2 separate regions of the Homo sapiens genome follow, and region 1 is linked to region 2. Evidence: read pairs that join two places in POLR2A ChIA-PET (ENCODE). Cell type or tissue: IMR-90. All regions are shown on one strand. Each heading gives the region's core, and the rest is flanking DNA. Links, peaks and the distances in the headings are about the cores only.

The links. Peaks named below come from ENCODE experiments on the same cell type or tissue, not always from the same donor. Only the 100,000 strongest peaks of a DNase experiment are listed, where the experiment ranks them.
Region 1: POLR2A ChIA-PET joins it to region 2 with 9 read pairs; 2 of 35 experiments call an interaction of 5 or more read pairs at or near these places.

Annotation. Positions count from the first base shown.
Region 1 is chr14:73,974,169-73,981,820 of GRCh38, forward strand. ENTPD5 (ectonucleoside triphosphate diphosphohydrolase 5 (inactive)) reads right to left here. Exons shown (of 16, transcript NM_001249.5): 7 at 3,131-3,206; 8 at 2,856-2,891; 9 at 2,156-2,244; 10 at 1,768-1,847; 11 at 756-817. Among named protein-coding and RNA genes, the nearest start is that of COQ6, 28 kb to the left of the region's middle. In IMR-90, for the core only: no CTCF peak of the experiment used is centred there; a DNase peak (open chromatin) is centred at 3,953; H3K27ac peaks cover 606 bases.
Region 2 is chr14:73,700,883-73,708,534 of GRCh38, forward strand. It overlaps DNAL1 (dynein axonemal light chain 1), which reads left to right. Exons shown (of 8, transcript NM_031427.4): 8 at 1-2,850. Among named protein-coding and RNA genes, the nearest start is that of PNMA1, 9.7 kb to the right of the region's middle. In IMR-90, for the core only: no CTCF peak of the experiment used is centred there; no DNase peak of the experiment used is centred there.

The sequences.
Region 1 (7,652 bases), core at 2,239-6,238, 280 kb after region 2:
TGGTGAACCCCCTGAAACCAGAAGCAAATTTTCATGCATATGTGCTTTTGTCAGAGGGGTCCATGGCTTTCATCACATCTCAAAGAGATCCAAAACCTTCAATACAGCAACTTTCCACCTTTATAAAAACAGGAAAGAAATGCTATGCTACCTTCCTCACTGGTTGCTGAGAGGCTTCAATTAAATATACTTGAAGATGTTTTGTATACTCTGAAATGCAAAATAGATGTCATCCCAATAACAGATTACTGTACAAAGTGCCTTAAATGCAAATTCTCATTTAATGTGAGGAAAGGGGCACAGATAGGTTACTTGCCTCATATCACAACACTGGGACTGAACCCAGTTCTGCCTGACCTGTGAAGAGATCAATGGAGTTACTCTGTTGTTCCACCTGCATGTAGAACAGACTCTGCTTCCTGTGCCTCCAATGTAAAGCTCAGGGCTTGAGCAAGCTCCTGCTGAATGTATTCGTAAAGCCTGGGATTTCTGCAGACACTTCAGCTGCCTAGACATAGGCTGTTACCCCTGAACAAGTAGACCTCATTCTAAAAATGGCTAATAATATACATCAAAACTTCTGAACTTATAAACTAGAAAAGGAGTTTGCCATTATTAGGTCCATTATACAACATTTGCCTCCCAATTCAACATAATCTTTTCCTTCATAGAATGGCTATCAAGGAAGGGAAGAAGCAAGCGGAGTATCTGTGTCACCCTCACCATCCCCCCCCAGCACAGGTACCCAGACAAACCTTCTGTCTCCAGGGCTCCCAGGGTTGCTAGTCTTGCAGCTTTCAATCCAAATCCCAGGTAACTGTAAAATACAGGATTGACTAATTTCATGCTGGTCCTGAAGTTCTCTAGCCTAAAGCTACCTCTTTCAAAAGTAACATTGTTCCTGTGTCCCTCTGGAAAGATGAAAACCTTGTTCTGTCTGTGACATATTCATCTCCTGTGGTCAACAAGGGGTAATTTCTGCACAGTTTGGATCAAGGCTATGCAGTAAGAATTCCCCACAGTTATCATTCAAAGGCCAGAGACAGTGACAATTCCTAGGGTCCCACACTAGGAACCATTCCCAGAAAAGCTCTCTTTAGCTTAGCTCCTAGCCCCAACTGGGATCACATTCCAGGCTGGATTCTGAACCTCTGAAGGCCAGCTCAAAGGAGCTGGCAAGGAGCTTTGCCTGAGCCTTCTTGAAGTGTCCTCTCCCTACAGAAAGCTTTTGATTCTTTTTTTTTTTTTTTTTTTGAGACTGAGTCTTGCTCTGTCGCTCCGGCTGAAGTGCAGTGGTGTGATCTCGGCTCACTGCAATCTCCGCCTCCAGGGTTCAAATGATTCTCCTGCCTCAGCCTCCTGAATAGCTAGGATTACAGGTGTGCGCTGTCATATCCAGCTAATTTTTGTATTTTAGTAGAGACGGGGTTTCACCATGTTTGCCAGGCTGGTCTCAAACGCCTGACCTCAGGTGACCCACCCACCTCGGCCTCCCAAAGTGCAGGGATTACAGGCATGAAGCCACTGCACCCAGCCGAAAACTTTTGACTCTTAAGTCATATATTAATGCTTTTGAGGCCAAGAATGGAGAAGCCTCTTAGGCTCCTCCGGCTTTGTAAGTGGACCGGGTTTCAGTTGATAGGCCTTAGGGAATTGGCACAGACTTTGTTTTTGCTAATCAGATACAATAACAGATTTGAGAATGCTTTGGAAAGTTAGGAGAATCATACAACATGAAATATTCTTCTTCCCTGTCCCCGTCCTCACCTATGTGTATAGAGCTTATAAGTGCTGTTAAACATCTCAAAGGAAGTGAGGTAGCCCCTAGGAGTTTGTTCCAGAGTTTTCTGCAAATCAGAAAAAGCAAAAAGACTATTCAGGATCTGTAATTACCTGAAGATGTTCACACCACCACCCGTCCCTCCCAGCAAAAAATCAGAGATGAAGACAGATTAAGGGGCTAATCTCACTAGGCTTGAGGAAACGAAGGGATTCTGAACAGTGAGATGGCAAGGGAACATTCACCTAGTTATTAATTGACTTGACTCTGCCTAAGCGTGGTAGAGCTGCTGGCTGAAAATGGGGCGCCTCTTTCTTGGCACCATGATACGCCTGCCAAGTGCACTTCTAACCAGATCTTCATTAAATGACTCACCTCAAACTGGGGCAGGAACGTGATTTGGGTGGAGGCTCCCCCTAGGTCCAAGGTCCCCACAGTCTCCTGTCTGTGGCCATGCAGCTGACCTGTCAAATGAGAGCCAGCTCTAAATAGCCTCGACATCCTGGGCAGCCCAACACTTGTCTCTCTTGCTCTTATCATACACTGAAGGTATTCCATACATACTCCACTGCTCCCCAGCCCCAAGGCTGCAGGTGAATGTCAACTCGGAAGGACTCTTGTTGCAGCAGAGGCCTTCAAGGCAGGTGTTTTTTTTTTTTTTGGAAGGCCTTTTTGGAGACAGAGTCTTGCTCTATCATCCAGCCTGGAGTGCAGTGGCGCAATCTCGGCTCTCAGCTCACTGCAACCTCTGCCTCCTGGGTTCAAGTGATTCTCCAGCCTCCTGAGTAGCTGGGACTACAGGTACACACCACCATGCCCAGCTATTTTTGTATTTTTGGTAGAGACGGAGTTTCGCCATGTTGGCCAGGCTGGTCTTGAACTCCTGGCCTCAAGTGATCTGCCCAACTCAGCCTCCCAAAGCGCTGGAATTAACAGGCATGAACTGCCACACCCAGCCTCTTTTCCTTTTTTAAAGAAGAAGAAACAATACAGAATGAAAGAAAAGGCTTTTACTCCTCTGACTATGCATGTAAAAGCTAGTTAAGCTCTAAAGATAAACTTGAGGATGTATTACCTGTCAGAAAATTCACAGTAACCCAAGCTAATATGCCTAAAAAGAAAGAAAGACAAGGATTAGATCCCAGAGCATTTTTTCTCTTTCCTGGCCCCAACCTTGTTTTTTTTTTTTCCTCTCTAAATTCCATGTCTAGAGCACATGTTCCCTTCTCCCTGTCTTCTATTTCCTGCTATCTCATTCCTTCTGTTTATTCCTGGCCCCAGTTCCTTTAGTTAGATCTTTCACTGATCCTGCCCCTCTCCCCCTGGAACGCATATCAACACCTCTCCCACCTTCGTCGGATCCATCCATGATGCTAACACTGCCCTTTGGTACCAGGAAAGGTGACTTCCTGAAGATCTCCTTTACCTAGAGAAAAAGGAAAAAAAAAAAAAAAGAATTCCCTAAGGCAATAAAATAGATTTCCATATTTTGACAGTGTCCTGTAAGACTTAGAAAACTACTCCATTTTTCCTAGATAAAATTTTGGCAAAACTCATTCCTTTGCCCTAAGAAACTAGAGAAGAAACTAGGCAAGCCATTACCAGTTTCTTGCAAAAACACAAACACAGAGATTCCTTTGACTTTAAGTAAAGCTAAACCAAACCATCTAAATGTATAGGTGAACTGGACCTATGGAAAGGCATATATTTAACCCTGCCAGCTCAAATCAGGATCCTGTAACTTTTTAAACCTGATAAACTCTACCTGGACATACACTGGAAACTAGGAGGAGCCTTCCCACTCCATTCCTTAGATGAGCTGACATGAACCTGCTGTGGTGAAGTTCACACCTAAGGGCTGAGGTACTCTGCTACCAGCTCCTGTCAGATTCTGGCACATGGCTAGGGTCTCTAGAGCATGGGGAGACTCCAGATCTAGACTTAAGGAATCCTGTTTCAGGAGATGGGAATGACGATCTTGCAAAAACATCTTGCCTCTCCATAATACAGACCATTGATATGGGTGTTAATGTCTTATGTTTATATAATTATCAAGGGAAAGAAAAAAGAATTCTCCAAATAGGATAGGAAGAACGCTAGTCTGTTTGCTGTTCTCATTTCTGATGGATGAAACATACCACATAATGACCTCTGGATCCTGTTTCAACCAGGAAAAACCAGTTAAGTTATATATAAACAAACTTTTAAAGACAGATAAGTGAACAGGATGAAGCACAGCAAGAGAGCTTCTGCTCTTGCCTTCTCCACTTTTCTCCCCCATCCTACAGTTTGTTCTCAAAACAGCAGCCAGAACGGTGCTTTAAAAATGGACGTCAAATCATGTGTTTCCTTGGCTCAAAACCTTCCAGTGGCAGCCGGGCATGGTGGCTCATACCTCTCATCCCAGCACTTTTGGAGGCCGAGGCAGGTGGATCACCTGAGGTCAGGAGTTCGAGACCGGCCTGGCCAACATGATGAAACCCCATCTCTACTAAAAATACAAAAAAATTAGCATGGTGGTGGGCACCTGTAATCCCAGCTACCTGGGAGGCTGAGGTAGGAGAATCGCTTGAACCCAGGAGGTGGAGGTTGCAGTGAGCCGAGATCGCGCCATTGCACTCTAGCCTGGGTAACAAGAGTGAGACTCTGTCTCAAACAAAACAAAACAAAACAAAACGCCAAAAAACAAAAAACCTTCCAGTGGCTTCCTTCTTATAGAAAAAGCCAAAGTGCGGGCGGATCACCTGAAGTCAGGAGTTTGAGACCAGCCTGACCAACATGGTGAAAACCCATCTATACTAAAAATAGAATATTAGCCGGGCATGATGGCGCATGCCTGTAATCCTAGCTACTTGGGTGGCTGAGGCAGAAGAATCACTTGAACCCAGGAGGTGGAGGTTGCAGTGAACAGAGATAGCGCCATTGCACTCCGTCCTGGGCAACAAGAGCAAAATTCAGTCTCAAAAAGAAAAAAGAAAAAGAAAAAGCCAAAGTGATTACACTGGCATTTGAGATCCTACATGATAAACACCCCTTAACCCTGCCTCTCTGAGGTTACCGCCTCCTTACCTCTCATATCGCTCTTTCCTCTCCAGCTATGCTGACCTCCTGGATGCTGTTCCTAACATACCAAGCACATACCTGCCTCTGGCCTTTGCACCTGCTGTTTCTTTAGCCTGGAATATTCTTCCCACAAATGTCTTGTGTAACTTGCTTCTTCATCCCCCTAAGATCTCTGATCAACTGAATTTTATCAAAGACTTCTTCCCTGACTGTCCTATTTAAAATAGCATTTCCCCCACACTATCAACAGATTCCCTACCTGCCTTTCCCTGCTTTTTTTTTTTCCCTCCATAGCACCTGCAGAACCTAACATAACTTTCTTTTGACTTGTTCAGATGTTTATTTTCTGTCTTCCTGAAGTAGAATGTAAGCTACAGGAGTGCAAAGACCATTTTTGTATTTTTGGTTCCCTGCTGAATGTATTCCAGTAACTTCACCAGTACCCAGTACATAGTAAGCACTTTTTTTTTTTTTTTTTGAGACAGAATCTTGCTCTGTCACCCAGGCTGGAGTGCAGTGGCGCCATCTCAGCTCACTGCAGCCTCTGCCTCCCGGGTTCACACCATTCTCCTGCCTCAGCCTCCCGAGTAGCTGGGACTACAGGTGCCTACCACCACGCCTGGCTAATTTTGTGTATTTTTAGTAGAGACGGGGTTTCACCGTGTTAGCCAGGATGGTCTCGATCTCCTAACCTCGTGATCCACCCGCCTTGGCCTCCCAAAGTGCTGGGATTACAGGCGTAAGCCACTGCACCTGGCCCAGTAAGCACTCTTATGTTGAATAAATGAGGAATAAATCAGGAATCAGGATTCAGGTTCTCACAGAGACATATTAGGCTGCTCATCCTTGGATAAGTGACTTAAGTCCTCTGTACTGACAGTCAAAGGAAAATGGATTTAGGGCCTGTAATACAGAGTCCTTTTTTGCCATGATTTTTTTTTTTTTTTTTTTTGAGACAGAGTTTCACTCTTGTCACCCAGGCTGGAGTGCAATGGCACGATCTTGGTTCACTGCAACCTCTGCCTCCCAGGTTCAAGTAATTCTCCTGCCTCAGCCTCCCCAGTAGCTGGGATTACAGATGCCTGCCACCATGCCCAGCTAATTTTTGTATTTTTATTAGAGACAGGGTTTCACCATGTTGGCCAGGCTGGTCTTGAACTCCTGACCTCAGGTGATCCGCCCGCCTCGGCCTCCCAAAGTGTTGGGATTACAGGCATGAGCCACCGCGCCTGGCCTACTATGATTTTCAGTTTCAATCTTTTTTTTTTTTTGAGACAGAGTCTCGCTCTGTTGCCCAGGCTGGAGTGCAGTGGCGTGATCTCGGCTCACTGCAAGCTCCGCCTCCCAAGTTCAAGCAATTCTCCTGCCTTAGCCTCCTGAGTAGTTGACCAACAGGCGTGAGCCACCATGCCCAGCTAATTTTTGTATTTTCAGTAGAGACGGGGTTTCACCATGTTGGCCAGGCTGGTCTCAAACTCCTGACCTCAGGTGATCTGCCCGCCTTGGCCTCCCATAGAGCTGGGATTTTGGGCATGAGCTACCACACCGGGACTTAATTTTTTTTGTAGAAATAGGGGTCTTGCTTTGTTGTCTGGACTGGTCTCAAATTCCTGGCCTCAAGCAATCCTCCTGCTTTGGCCTCCCAAAATGTTGAGATTACAGGCATGAGCCACTGCACCGAGCCTGATTTTTTGTTATAATGAGATTCTGCTTATATTCTTCACAACATGAAATTTAAATTTTATTAACTTACATGTTTATTGCATAACAAATATATACAATAAAATTTAAAAATACTGAGTTTGGCTGGGCACAATGGCTCATGCCTGTAATCCCAGTACTTTGGGAGGCTGAGGCGGGCAGATCACCTTAGGTCAGGAGTTTGAGACCAGCCTGACCAACATGGCGAAACCCCATCTCTACTAAAATATACAAAAATTAGCTGGGAGTGGTGGCGCACGCCTGTAGTCCCAGCTACTCGGGAAGCTGAGGCAGGAGAATCGCTTGAATCTGGGAGGCAGAGGTTGTAGTGACCTGAGGTCGCACTACTGCACTCCAGCCTGGGCGACAGAGCAAGTCTCCGCCTCTCAAAAAATAAATAAATAAATAAATAAATAAGAATAAAAATAAAAATACTGAATTTAACAAAACTCTCTATACTTAAATTTTTGATCTGAATAAGAAGGGAGTTGAAATATATGACTTAGGGCCGGGTGCAGTGGCTCACGTCTGTAATCCCAGCACTTTGGGAAGCCGGGGTGGGTGGAGTTTGAGGCCAGGAGTTTGAGACCAGCCTGGCCAACATGGTGAAACCCTGTCTCCATTAAAAATACAAAAATTAGCCAGGCGTGGTGGTGCATGCCTATAATCCCAACTACTCTGGAGGCTGTGGCAGAAGAATTGCTTGAACCTGGGAGGCGGAGGTTGCAGTGAGCCAACATTGTGCCACTGCACTCCAGTCTGGGTAACAGAAAAAAAAAATGTATATATATATATATGACTTCACCAGGCGTGGTGGCTCATGCCTGTTCCTATAATCCTAGCACTTTGGGAGGCCAAGGAAGGTGGACTGCCTGAGCTCAGGAGTTTGAAACCAAGCCTGGGCAACATGGTGAAACCCTATGTCTACAAAAAAATTTATAAAAATTAGCCGGGTGTGGTGGCACATAACTGTAATCTCAGTTAACTGGGAGGCTAAGGCAGGAGGATTGCTTGAACCTGGGAGGTGGAGGTTGCAGTGAGCCAAGATCGTGCCACTGCACTCAAGCTTGGAAGACAGAGTGAGACTCTGTTTCCAAAAAAAAAAAAA
Region 2 (7,652 bases), core at 398-4,397:
ATCTGTGCTCTAACATGTGTCATATTGTTTTCTTTTTGTAAACCATAAAATGGGTGAACTTCCAAAAATCAAGGGTCATGTTTTAAAATCATGGAACTTTTAGAAATACCATATCTGTATCTCTATTCCTGCATTTTATAAATCTGTAAAGGAAGAAAACTGAAAGGAAGAACTAGACTGAGTCTTACCTTTCTCTGACCTAAGATAAACTGATAAAACTTTTTACTTGATATTTGGAGAAGTCATTAACTGGATTCTAGTTAATTTCCCATATTGGGCAGTTTAGAGGAGACCCAGCCAACCAAATTATGATCTAGCAAATTTAACATAGGGGAAGAGGGATAGTAAACTATTTTTCAGTAGATTTGCACTTTAAACTTAGGAACTGGATGTTGGTGGAAAGGACTTCCATAGGGCAGATGGGTAAATATCTAGCCTGCACTTGGATGTTAGAGAATCAAACCTCACCCTTGCTCGTTCTAAACCCACATGAGTAGTTAACTGTCTTTTGACATAATCAGAGTCAGGATTTCCCTTTTTCCCTACTTGAGTCGTCTTCCATGTCTGTTACATCCAAGATCATCCCTCTGGGGGATGTGTCAAGTAGTTCTCCTACTCAGAATAGAAGCTTTGCGAATTATCATTCCCACCTCTAGATTTTAAATGAATGTAGAGTTGTCTAACATTATATGGGTGGGAGGCTCTTTGCCTCTGTGATCAGTAGGGTACCTGCCTCTGAGGTGCTACTGCCTGGAGGGATCACTCCCATCAAAAGACTGGTGAGTTGGAAGCTAAGAGCACATGCGCATAGCCAGCTCCTCTCCCAGGCTGGCAGTCATGATTACGAGCATCATTCCAGAATCTTTGGCTTCTAGAACCAACTCCATTCTGAAGAACATTTTAACATCTATGAATACCTTGGTAATAATCTTTTATACACAGGAGTTTTGTAGCATGACTTTATGACTAAACTTATTGTGAATTAAGTTATTTAGAAATGTTGAGTTTCTGAATGTTATTTTGTGATTTGTTTCAAAATGGTAATAAATTGTGTTATTTTGTAAAAAAAAAAAAAAGTATATTTTTGGTACATGATTATTAGTTTTAGCTAATATAGAGCAATTATATAAACTTCTAGTGATATTCAGTCCAAAGAAATTCAGCCTTTGGATAACATGTACCATGCAGTTTGTGTGGTGTGTGTGTGTGTGTGTGTGTGTGTGCACGTGCATGAGAGAGAGTGAAAGAGAGAGGTGTTTTTTGTTTTGTTTTTTTTGAGACGGAGTCTCACTCTGTTGCCCAGGCTGGAGTGCACTGGCACAATCTCGGCTTACTGCAACCTCCACCTCCCGTGTTCAAGCGAGTCTCCTGCCTCAGCCTCCCGAGTACTGGGACTACAGGCGCACACCACCATGCTTGGCTAATTTTTGTATTTTTAGTAGAGACGAAGTTTCACCATGCTGGCCAGGTTGGTCTCGAACTCTTGACCTCGTGATCTGCCCGCCACAGCCTCCCAAAGAGCTAGGATTACAGGCACGAGCCACCGCGCACGGCCAGAGGCATTCATTTCTTTAGCTAAGTTTTTTTTTCTTAGTAGGTTTTTTTCTCCCAGGCTTGTAACTCTTCCCCAGTTCTTTGGGCACTATTTCAAATTATTAGGCTTCTGGAAAGAGTGCTTCCAGGGACAGCAAGTTACTACTGCACTTGACCATTCCTAGTCCTCACCTGATTACCAGAAGGTACGCAAGGTAAAAGTTAGCTGATAGGCCCTGAATTGAGAAAAAGGAATCACCAAGCAATATCCGTAACATTACACATTTTGCCAGCACATTTTCTATGCTATCAGCTAAAACGTAATTTTGGTCACAAAATAGGGCTGTAGTGTAGTTTCTACTTCTTATTCCAGTTGTTTGATTATGAGGATACATTTCTTGCTGCTGTCCTCCACTAAACAGCAGACAAATTGCCAGGTGTGCTGGCTCATGCCTGTAATCCCAGTGCTTTGGGAGGCCAAGGCAGGAGTTTGAGACCAGCCTAGGCAACATCGTGAGACCCCATCTCTACAAAAAAAAAAAAAGAAAAAAAAAATTAGTTGGGCATGGCAATGCCGCCTGTGGTCCTAGCTACTGGGGAGGCTGAGGCAGGATTGCTTGAACCCAGAAGTTTGAGGTTACAGTGAGCTATGATCATGTCACTGCAAGACCCTGTCCCTAAAAAAAGGAAAAACAAATAGAAGACAAATTTCAATTTCTGAGTTTATACAAAGAAAGCCTTAATTCAGATCATAAATATCCCATTGTTATTTTTAGTTCATTGTTTCCTAGAACAAAGGATGGACATTTAGGATCCTCACATTGATTTATGTCATATATATGTATTGCATTGAATATATATATACGCATGTAGATACATACAATTGTTATATATAATTAAAAGTCAGAATCTTAGGTGATAACTGTCAGACCTCTGAGCCCAAGCTAAGCCATCGCATCCCCTGTGACTTGCACGTATACATCCAGATGGCCTGAAGTAACTGAAGATCCACAAAAGAAGTAAAAATAGCCTTAACTGATGACATTCCACCATTGTGATTTGTTCCTGCCCCACCCTAACTGATCAATGTACTTTGTAATCTCCCCCACCCTTAAGAAGGTTCTTTTTAATTCTCCCCACCCTTGAGAATGTACTTTGTGAGCTCCACCCACTGTCTGCAAAACATTGCTCTTAACTTCAGCGCCTATCCCAAAACCTATAAGAACTGATGATAATCCACCACCCTTTGCTGACTCTCTTTTCGGACTCAGCCCGCCTGCACCCAGGTGAAATAAACAGCCATGTTACTCACACAAAGCCTGTTTGGTGGTCTCTTCACACGGACGTGCATGAAATTTGGTGCCGTGACTCGGATCGGGGGACCTCCCTTGGGAGATCAATCCCCCGTCCTCCTGCTCTTTGCTCTGTGAGAAAGATCCACCTACGACCTCAGGTCCTCAGACTGACCAGCCCAAGAAACATCTCACCAATTTGAAATCCGGTAAGCAGCCTCTTTTTACTCTCTTCTGCAACCTCCCTCACTATCCCTCAACCTCTTTCTCCTTTCAATCTTGGCACCACATTTCAATCTCTCCCTTCTCTTAATTTCAATTCCTTTCATTTTCTGGTAGAGACAAAGGGGACACGTTTTATCCGTGGACCCAAAACTCCGGCGCCGGTCACGGACTGGGAAGGCAGCCTTCCCTTGGTGTTTAATCATTGCAAGGATGCCTCTCTGATTATTCACCCACGTTTCAAGGGTGTCAGACCACACAGGGACGCCTGCCTTGGTCCTTCACCCTTAGCGGCAAGTCCCGCTTTTCTGGGGAAGGGGCAAGTACCCCAACCCCTTCTCTCCTTGTCTCTATCCCTTCTCTGCTTTTCTGGGGAAGGGGCAAGTACCCCAACCCCTTCTCTCCGTGTCTCTACCCCTTCTCTCCGTGTCTCTACCCCTTCTCTGCCTTTCTGGGGGAGGGGCAAGTACCCCTCAACCCCTTCTTCACCCTTAGCGGCAAGTCCCGCTTTTCTAGGGGGCAAGAACCCCCAATTCCTTATTTCCACACCCCGACCTCTTATCTCTGTGCCCCAATTCCTTATTTCTGCACCCTGACCTCTTATCTCTGTGCCCCAATCCCTTATTTCTGCACCCCGACCTCTCAACTCTGTGCCCCAATCCCTTATTTCTGCACCCCAACCTCTTATCTCTGTGCCCCAATCCCTTATTTCCGTGCCCTGACCCCCCTTCCCGCTTTTCTGGAGGGTAAGAACCCCCGAAACCCTTCCCTCCATGTCTCTACATTCTCTTTTCTCTAGGTTTGCCTCCTTCACTATGGGCAACCTTCCACCCTCCATTCCTCCTTCTTCTCCCTTAGCCTGTGTTCTCAAGAACTTAAAACCTCTTCAACTCACACCTGACCTAAAACCTAAATGCCTTATTTTCTTCTGCAATGCCGCTTGACCCCAATACAAACTCGACAGTAGCTCCAAATAGCCAGAAAACGGCACTTTGAATTTTTCCATCCTGCAAGATCTAAATAATTCTTGTCGTAAAATAGGCAAACGGTCTGAGTTGCCTGACGTCCAGGCATTCTTTTACACATCAGTCCCTTCCTAGTCTTTGTCCCCAATGCAACTCGTCCCAAATCTTCCTTCTTTCCCTTCCGCCTGTCCCCTCAGTCCCAACCCCAAGCGTCGCTGAGTCTTTCTAATCTTCCTTTTCTACAGACCCATCTGACCTTTCCCCTCCTCCCCAGGCTGCTCCTCGCCAGGCCGAGCTAGGTCCCAATTCTTCCTCAGCCTCTGCTCCTCCACCCTATAATCCTTTTATCACCTCGCCTCCTCACACCTGGTCCAGCTTACAGTTTCGTTCCGTGACTAGCCCTCCCCCACCTGCCCAGCAATTTACTCTTAAAAAGGTGGCTGAAGCTAAAGGCATAGTCAAGGTTAATGCTCCTTTTTCTTTATCCCAAATCAGAAGCATTTAGGCTCTTTTTCATCAAATATAAAAACCCAGCCCAGTTCATGGCTCGTTTGGCAGCAACCCTGAGACGCTTTACAGCCCTAGACCCTAAAAGGTCAAAAGGCCGTCTTATTCTCAATATACATTTTACTACCCAATCTGCTCCCGACATTAAATAAAACTCCAAAAATTGGAATCTGGCCCTCAAACCCCACAACAGGACTTAATTAACCTCACCTTCAAGGTGTACAATAACAGAAAAAAGTTGCAATTCCTTGCCTCCACTGTGAGACAAACCCCAGCCACATCTCCAGCACACAAGAACGTCCAAACGCCTGAACCACAGCAGCCAGGGGTTCCTCCAGAACCTCCTCCCCCAGGAGCTTGCTACACGTGCCGGAAATCTGGCCACTGGGCCAAGGAATGCCCGCAGCCCGGGATTCCTCCTAAGCTGCGTCCCATCTGTGTGGGACCCCACTGAAAATCCGACTGTTCAACTCACCTGGCAGCCACTCCCAGAGCCCCTGGAACTCTGGCCCAAGGCTCTCTGACTGACTCCTTCCCAGATCTTCTCGGCTTAGCAGCTGAAGACTGACACTGCCCGATTGCCTCGGAAGCCCCCTAAACCATCACGGATGCCGAGCTTCAGGTAACTCTCACGGTAGAAGGTAGTAAGCGCGTCCCCTTCTTAATCAATACGGAGGCTACCCACTCCACATTACCTTCTTTTCAAAGGCCTGTTTCCCTTGCCTCCATAACTGTTGTAAGTATTGACGGCCAGGCTTCTAAACCTCTTAAAACTCCCCAACTCTGGTGCCAACTTAGACAATACTCTTTTAAGCACTCCTTTTTAGTTATCCCCACCTGCCCAGTTCCCTTATTAGGCTGAGACACTTTAACTAAATTATCTGCTTCCCTGACTATTCCTGGACTACAGCCACATCTCATTGCCGCCCTTCTTCCCAATCCAAAGCCTCCTTTGCGTCCTCCTCTTGTATCCCCCTACCTTAACCCACAAGTATAAGATACCTCTACTCCCTCCTTGGTGACCGATCATGTACCCCTTACCGTCTCATTAAAACCTAATCACCCTTACCCCACTCAATGTCAAGATCCCATCCCACAGCACGCTTTAAAAGGATTAAAGCCTGTTATCACTCGCCTGCTACAGCATGGCCTTTTAAAGCCTATGAACTCTTCTTACCATTCCCCCATTTTACCTGTCCTAAAACCAGACAAGCCTTACAAGTTAGTTCAGAATCTGCGCCTTATCAACCAAATTGTTCTGCCTATCCACCCGGTGGTGCCAAACCCATACTCGATACCTCCCTCTACTACCCATTATTCTGTTCTAGATCTCAAACATGCTTTCTTTACTATTCCTTTGCACCCTTCATCCCAGCCTCTCTTTGCTTTCACTTAGACTGACCCTGACACCCATTAGGCTCAGCAAATTACCTCGGCTGTACTGCCGCAAGGCTTCACAGACAGCCCCCATTACTTCAGTCAAGCCCAAATTTCATCCTCATCTGTTACCTATCTCAGCATAATTCTCATAAAAATACACGTGCTCTCCCTGCTGATCGTGTCTGATTAATCTCCCAAACCTCAGTCCCTTACAAAATAACAACTCCTTTCCTTCCTAGGCATGGTTAGTGCAGTCAGAATTCCTACACAAGAGCCAGGACAGGACTGCACCCTGTAGCCTTTCTGTCCAAACAACTTGACCTTACTGTTTTAGCCTAGCCCTCATGTCTGTGTGCAGCGGCTGCCGCTGCTTTAATACTGTTAGAGGCCCTAAAAATCGCAAACTATGCTCAACTCACTCTCTACATTTCTCATAACTTCCAAAATCTATTTTCTTCCTCATACCTGACGCATATACTTTCTGCTCCCCAGCTCCTTCAGCTGTACTCACTCTTTGTTAAGTCCCACAATTACCATTGTTCCTGGCCCGGACTTCAATCTGGCCTCCCACATTATTCCTGATACCACACCTGACCCCCATGACTGTATCTCTCTGATCCACCTGATATTCACCCCATTTCCCCATATTTCCTTCTTTCCTATTCCTCACCCTGATCACGCTTGATTTATTGATGGCAGTTCCACCAGGCCTAATCGCCACACACCAGCAAAGGCAGGCTATGCTATAGTACAAGTCACTAGCCCGCCTCTCAGAACCTCTCATTTCCTTTCCATCGTGGAAATCTATCCTCAAGGAAATAACTTCTCAGTGTTCCATCTGCTATTCTACTACTCCTCAGGGATTATTCAGGCCCCCTCCCTTCCCTACACATCAAGCTCAAGGATTTGCCCCCACCCAGGACTGGCAAATTAGCTTTACTCAACATGTCCCGAGTCAGGAAACTAAAATACCTCTTAGTCTAAATAGACACTTTCACTGAATAAGTAAAGGCCTTTCCTACAGGGTCTGAGAAGGCCACCACAGTCATTTCTTCCCTTCTGTCAGACATAATTCCTCAGTTTAGCCTTCCCACCTCAATACAGTCTAATAACAGACCATCCTTTACTAGTCAAATCAGCCAAGCAGCTTTTCAGGCTCTTAGTATTCAGTGAAACCTTTATATCCCTTACGGTCCTCCATCTTCAAGAAAAGGAGAACGGACTAAAGGTCTTTTAAAAACACACCTCACCAAGCTCAGCCACCAACTTAAAAAGGACTGGACAATACTTTCACCACTTTCGTTTCTCAGAATTCAGGCCTGTCCTCAGAATGCTACAAGGTACAGCCCATTTAAGCTCCTGTATAGACGCTCCTTTTTATTAGGCCCCAGTCCCATTCGACACCAGACCAACTTAGACTGTGCCCCAAAAAAACTTGTCATCCCTACTATCTTTTGTCTAGTCATACTCCTATTCACCATTCTCAACTACTCATACATGCCCTGCTCTTGTTTACACTGCTGGTTTATACTGTTTCTCCAAGCCATCACAGCTGATATCTCCTGGTGCTATCCCCAAACTGCCACTCTAAACTCTTGAAGTAAATAAATAATCTTTGCCGGCAGGACTATGCTGAATCTCCTTAGGCACTCTCTAATCAGATGTCCTAGGTCCTCCCAATTCTTAGACCTTTTATACCTGTTTTTCTCCTTCTCTTATTCCATTTAGTTTCTCAATTCATCCAAAACCATAT